Regions from separate parts of the Homo sapiens genome. Here region 1 is linked to region 2. A link is a contact called in ENCODE Hi-C or POLR2A ChIA-PET data. All regions are on one chromosome and are shown on one strand. The core of a region is the stretch at or near the end of the contact, and the rest is flanking DNA. Distances in the headings are between cores, read along the strand shown.

Region 1 (2,700 bases), core at 94-2,593, 84 kb after region 2:
ACCTATTTAATAAGTCATAAAATTATGTACTAAATTTAAAAAACTATAACTTGTAATACTATATTATAAGGATAATGTCATTGGTAAGGAATCCTAAGTAGACTATTACTTTTTTAATTTCTCAGATATCCATAAGTTCTGCTTGGGGGAACTGGTTTGAACTAGATACAAAGAAATTAGCCATATAACAGTTTATCTCTTTGGCAACCCCATTTTCCTAGTACTTCAAAATGACTCCTGCTTCAGAAATGAACACATATTCAAAGCCAGTGTACAAACTTAATGGTCATCCGGTAATATTGCAAAATATCATCTGACCTGCCCAAATACATATTTTTAGACAGTTCTATAAATGGCTCCTTCCCACGGGATACATATTTCTGTTCCATTTTTTGTGAATGAATATTCCCTGCTCCCACACCCTTCTTTACAGGAAGAGGAAGAAACACTGGAATTACTAAATGGAGCATGACTCTTTTTCCAGACAACAGGCCCAACCATGAGAATTAGAACGTCACTTGGCAGCTGGATCCCTTTTCTGTCCTCAGAGACGATGACACCTCAGGAAAGTGCTTACCTCCACATACTTCCTGAAGCCTTAAAAGGTCAAGAGTACTTATTGAGACACATTTTATTTTCCGCTGTCCAATCTAAAGGCATCACAATGTTTTTCAGAGAGATTTTAATTCTACAAAATGATTCAGTAAAAGACTGGATCTAAAATTTGTCATGTTAAAAACTACTAAAATCAGGTCATGGTACAATAATTTCCTACAGCTTATAATAATTATCATGAAAGTATAAGTCCTGCATTTCTGTTTCTTAAACTATAACGTTTTAAAAATTATTTAATATTGTTTTATCCTAATCATATTCAGATCAAACAAAGGTATAGTTGTTTTTTAACTGGCAAAAATGCAGGAAAAATGTGTAAACTTTTAAACAACCAATATTCAGAGTGAACTTTTAGAAAATGTTAAATTTATCCCTCAAGTAAACTGTTTGTTATTTGCTTATATTCCTTTAGAAATCCACCAGGAAACTCTGTCCATTACTCTGACATGATTGTACCATTAGGACCTCTCCTGGTAATTCTGTTTACCTCGTTTTTCATACTAAAAGCCAAATACTCATTAATAACTCTTCATCAAAGAAGACAGTCATTGTGGAGCACAGAAATTAAATAGGCATCCTAAAGATATTGGGATTCACTTGGAAGGAAAAATATAGAAAGCAAATTCGTGGTTGGTAAATATTGAGAGGCTTTTAACGACTAAGGTCTCATGTACTTCAATGCTAAAAAGCAGAAGCAAGCTGCTGGAAAGCTGGCTGCTGCAAAAATTTTTGAGCTCTTATCACATGACATTCTGAAAGCCTTTGGAAACATTAAAACATAAAAGTCACCACACTACTTCCTTCTGAGAGTTTCTAAATGCCACTGAGAGTTTCTAAAATGCCCTGATACCCTACAGCTCTTCACTCTTGGAATAAAGGATCCAGGATGTTTTAAACGTTACCTGGTTACATTGGCAACAATTATCCTGAGTCTTAAAATACTCCTTACATCAAAACTCACTTCTTAGATTCTATCATGTTCAAAACAAAATATTATAAAATGCATAGAAACTGATTGGATCCTGACAAATAATTATAGTTGGGTGTTTTTTTAATTAAAACTCTGATAATATTTAATTCATTCTTCTTATTTTTATAACTTTTGACATGTATGGATTAATTTTCAGATGTTTTTCCATTTTAAAGCAATAAATAAAATATAATCTAAGAGCTCATTTTTGGAGATATGTGTTATACAAAAGGTAATTTCTATTTTTTATGCAACACAGCATTTTAATTATTTAAAATATTGTAAGTCTGTTGGTAATGAATGGTGCTGTTGTCATTGATACTAGAGACAGTCTTGGAATGTGTGAAACTGGAATTGAAAGTTTAGATAGACTCACATCAGCTACTAAATTTAAGTAATAGATTTTTGTTTTTTTTTGTTTTTTTTTTTTTCTTTTTTTTGAGAAGGAGTCTAGTTCTGTTGCCCAGGCTGGAGTGCAGTGGCACGATCTCGGCTCACTATAACTTCAGCCTCCCAGATTCAAGCTATGCTCCTGCCTTAGCCTCCTGAGTAGCTGGGATTACAGGTACCCGCCACCATGCCCAGCTAATTTTTGTATTTTTCATAGAGATGGGGTTTCTCTGTGTTGGCCAGGCTGGTCTCGAACTCCTGACCTCTTGATCCGCCCTCCTTGGCCTCCCAAAGTGCTGGGATTACAGGCATGAGCCACCGCGCCGGGACTTCGTTGATTTTTTTGTCTGTTAACAACATCACTCAAACAAAGTACATAATTTGTCTTTTTTTCTTATGTAATATTCTATCTTTATTTTTCTTTTTAATTTTTGTGGGTACATAGTAAGGTGTATATATTTATGGGGTACATGGGATGTTTTGATACAGGCATGCAATGTGAAGCACTTCATAGAAAATGGGATATCTATCCCCTCAAGCATTTATCCTTTCAGTTACGAACAATCCAATTATACTCTTTAAGTCATTTTTAAATGTACAGTTAAGTTATTATTCACTGTAGTAACCCTATTATGCTATCAAATTGTACGGCTTACTCATTCTTTCTAACTATGTTTTTGTACCCGTTAACCATCCCCACCTCCCTCCCCAAACCCTGCCCACTA
Region 2 (2,700 bases), core at 15-2,514:
CATTCTAACAGGCAAAGTTTCTATGTCTTTCCATGGCTGGTCAATTCTGGAACTAACCGGTACTCTCTATTTTGGGTATTATGAATTGGATCTCCCTCTTCTTTTGAAAGTGAACTAAAATAATGTTCCCACTCAGTTACATTTGCTGGGAGGTTATTATCTGTTCTAGCATACTCAGGGCCAAACTAAACAAACAAATCTAAAATGGAGTGAAGGGATAACACTAGGACCTTTTTAGATATGCATGGGAAAATCTGCCTCCCATTTAAATGGTCTTCAATCTACTCTACTACTCTTAGTACCCAAACAACTCTATCCATTTTGTTTCACTTTTCCATCTTGTGTTTTCTTTTAAAAGCTACATTTAATTAATGAACATATATTACTAATATTATTCACTTCTCACCCAGTAGCACTGTCTACAGAAGTGAATAATGGCCTTCAGGTACATCAGCATTTTCTGCTCTCTGTAACTTCACTGCTCCTTAAATCAAACAAACAAACATAGTTGCTTCCCCAGAATAGCATAGATTAGGCTCTCAAGCCTTGCCCTTCTCACAATACACCCTACCTTGTTGACATGCTATCTTTGTGCTGCTTTTGTTCCTGTTTATCGCTCAGAAAAGTACTTGTTTATAGAATCCGTTCAATGCCCTATTCATCCCTAGAAGTTAAGTGTGTTGAAATTAAAAGGCTCTGCTTGAATTTGATAAGTTAAATGACAGAGGACAGAAGGTTTAAACAGCTTTATCTTAGGCTCCTATAAAAAGGCCCTAAAATGCAAACATTGTCTCTGACATTCTTCCTGCTTCTACTGAAAATAGATGGCAAGCTTGAACTTCACTGAAACAGCTGTTTCTGTTAGGATCAGCGTCTCTGACAAATAAAACCACACAGAATGGGGTGGCCCTGAAACAGAAGGCTCCCTGGCCTAATCTCATAGATGCTTCTCTTGGAGACCTTCCATCCACACAACGTAGGGGAAGGGCGAGAAGGGATGGCTTCCCCTCCAGACTGAACCATTATTTCTCTTGCTATACCTGTCTCCCTTAGTGGTCACAGCAATTGAGCATATACATTTTCATATCACAAACTATTTTCACAACACTAGAAGAGAATCTTGAGTTCAAAATAATCAGTTTAAGAAACACATAGGAGATTCATATTATTTGGTTAGCTTAACCTACTTCCAAATCAATCATTCTATTCCAAATCCTCCTGACTGAGTCACCAGCACCCTTTGATAAACAACTTATTGCTTTGCTGCTGGTTACTCTTCCTACTGCTATGCAAGGTCTGAGTCATGTACCTCAGCAATCTTGACCTTTGAAAAAGAGGAGGCTTTTCTGTCTGGGCCACAATTATCATGTTTATTTCAAGTAGCAACTAATCTCTTGTGTTGAGCTCTTACTCGCCAGGGTCCATGAACTCTGCACCCAGAAATTCTCCATACCAGGGTACAAAGCACCTACATGGTTCTCTTGAGCTTCCATTCTTATAATGTCTCCATCACTCTCTTCCTTCTTAGGCCCTCAAACTCAACCCTACCAAGCTGACTCTGAATCTCCCCACTGTGTTCTATTTTATTCTTTAAAAGAATCCAAATAAACTCTGACATTTCTCCCTCACATTCTCACCTTTCCTACTTCACCCTTTTGAACTCATAGGTTCTCCAAAACTCCTCTGCTTTCCTAACTTTGGTCCCCATCATCAGTCCTCCTGAGTAGTGGGAATCCCAAACTTAAGCTTACTGGTGTTTTCTTCCTGAAGCCTCAGCATTCCCCAAACTCCAGGTTTATAAGCTGTCAAATCCACCTGAGCTCCTTCTGCAGTCCTGCTCACTCTTCAAGGATCCATGTAGGGTGGGGTCCTGATAAGAAAGACAAGTCACTACAGTCTGTCTTTACAGTACAATTGTAGGCCTAAAGGGCTCTGTAACATGTACTATTGGTGGAGACTGTTACCATGGATGCAAAGTCAAATCTTAAACACCTTCACCGCTTATGCTTGTAAAATGGACTACAGGCTAGTTTTTTGCCACCCAAGCAAGGCAACTTTAGTTAACAAATATGCACCTGGAACCTAAACCAAGTACCACATATTTCTGTCACGTAAGAGGACTGAATATCATAAACACAGCCTTAGGTCAGGAGGGCTGTGGAGTAGAGTCAGCCTGACTTTAGCGAATTGCAATCTCCCCACTCTGGGCCCCTTTCTTCTTTGTGCCCTTCCCTGATGCCTATCACATAACCCATTCCTATTCACAACTAAATTATAGTAATAACATCTTAAAATACGATTTTTATGCCAACTGTGGGATTCAAGGTGGCAGAAATGACAATTTGGAGAGGGAAGCTAACAGCTCAGCCTCATCTGGTGTCCCTGATGAGACAGCAAGGGCATTCACGAAAGGGGAGCCTCCTATACCCTTCCACTTCACTCCAGCCACTGAGAAGGAGACCTCATCATTCCACCTTCTCTTGTTTAGACTTAGACCTACTAAAAGAAACATATCCCCATTCTTTGCAAAAGTGTTAGGACATGAGAGAGCCATATACACAATCCTAGAGTGTAATCAGAAGAGTACCTAGAGCGTTACTATAAAGGCATCTCTCCTTTTCTCTCCTCCTATCCTAGATTATTCCTCTTTATAGGATTTATCACTAACTGAAATTATAGCATGTTTGTATATGCTGATTT

The links. Hi-C counts contacts between places; a loop is a spot of excess contacts on that map. ChIA-PET counts read pairs that join two places held with the same protein, here RNA polymerase II (POLR2A). Pooled maps may share reads with other maps.
Region 1: a loop to region 2 is called in a map of cardiac septum, with 2.9 times the contacts of the local background. The contact joins two enhancer-like sites. A Hi-C loop is called at or near these places in 1 of 168 maps with a recorded cell type or tissue (cardiac septum) and 5 of 50 pooled maps. POLR2A ChIA-PET finds 5 or more read pairs at or near these places in 2 of 52 experiments (GM12878 and activated CD4-positive, alpha-beta T cell).

Annotation. Positions count from the first base shown.
Region 1 is chr3:105,906,627-105,909,326 of GRCh38, forward strand. No RefSeq gene overlaps it. Among named protein-coding and RNA genes, the nearest start is that of CBLB, 39 kb to the left of the region's middle. Within about 2 kb of position 1,344, at least 9 of the 41 ENCODE cell types and tissues checked have a DNase peak (open chromatin) inside an H3K27ac peak, as active enhancers do.
Region 2 is chr3:105,822,372-105,825,071 of GRCh38, forward strand. All of the region lies in intron 3 of CBLB (Cbl proto-oncogene B), which reads right to left. Among named protein-coding and RNA genes, the nearest start is that of CBLB, 45 kb to the right of the region's middle. Within about 2 kb of position 1,265, at least 7 of the 41 ENCODE cell types and tissues checked have a DNase peak (open chromatin) inside an H3K27ac peak, as active enhancers do.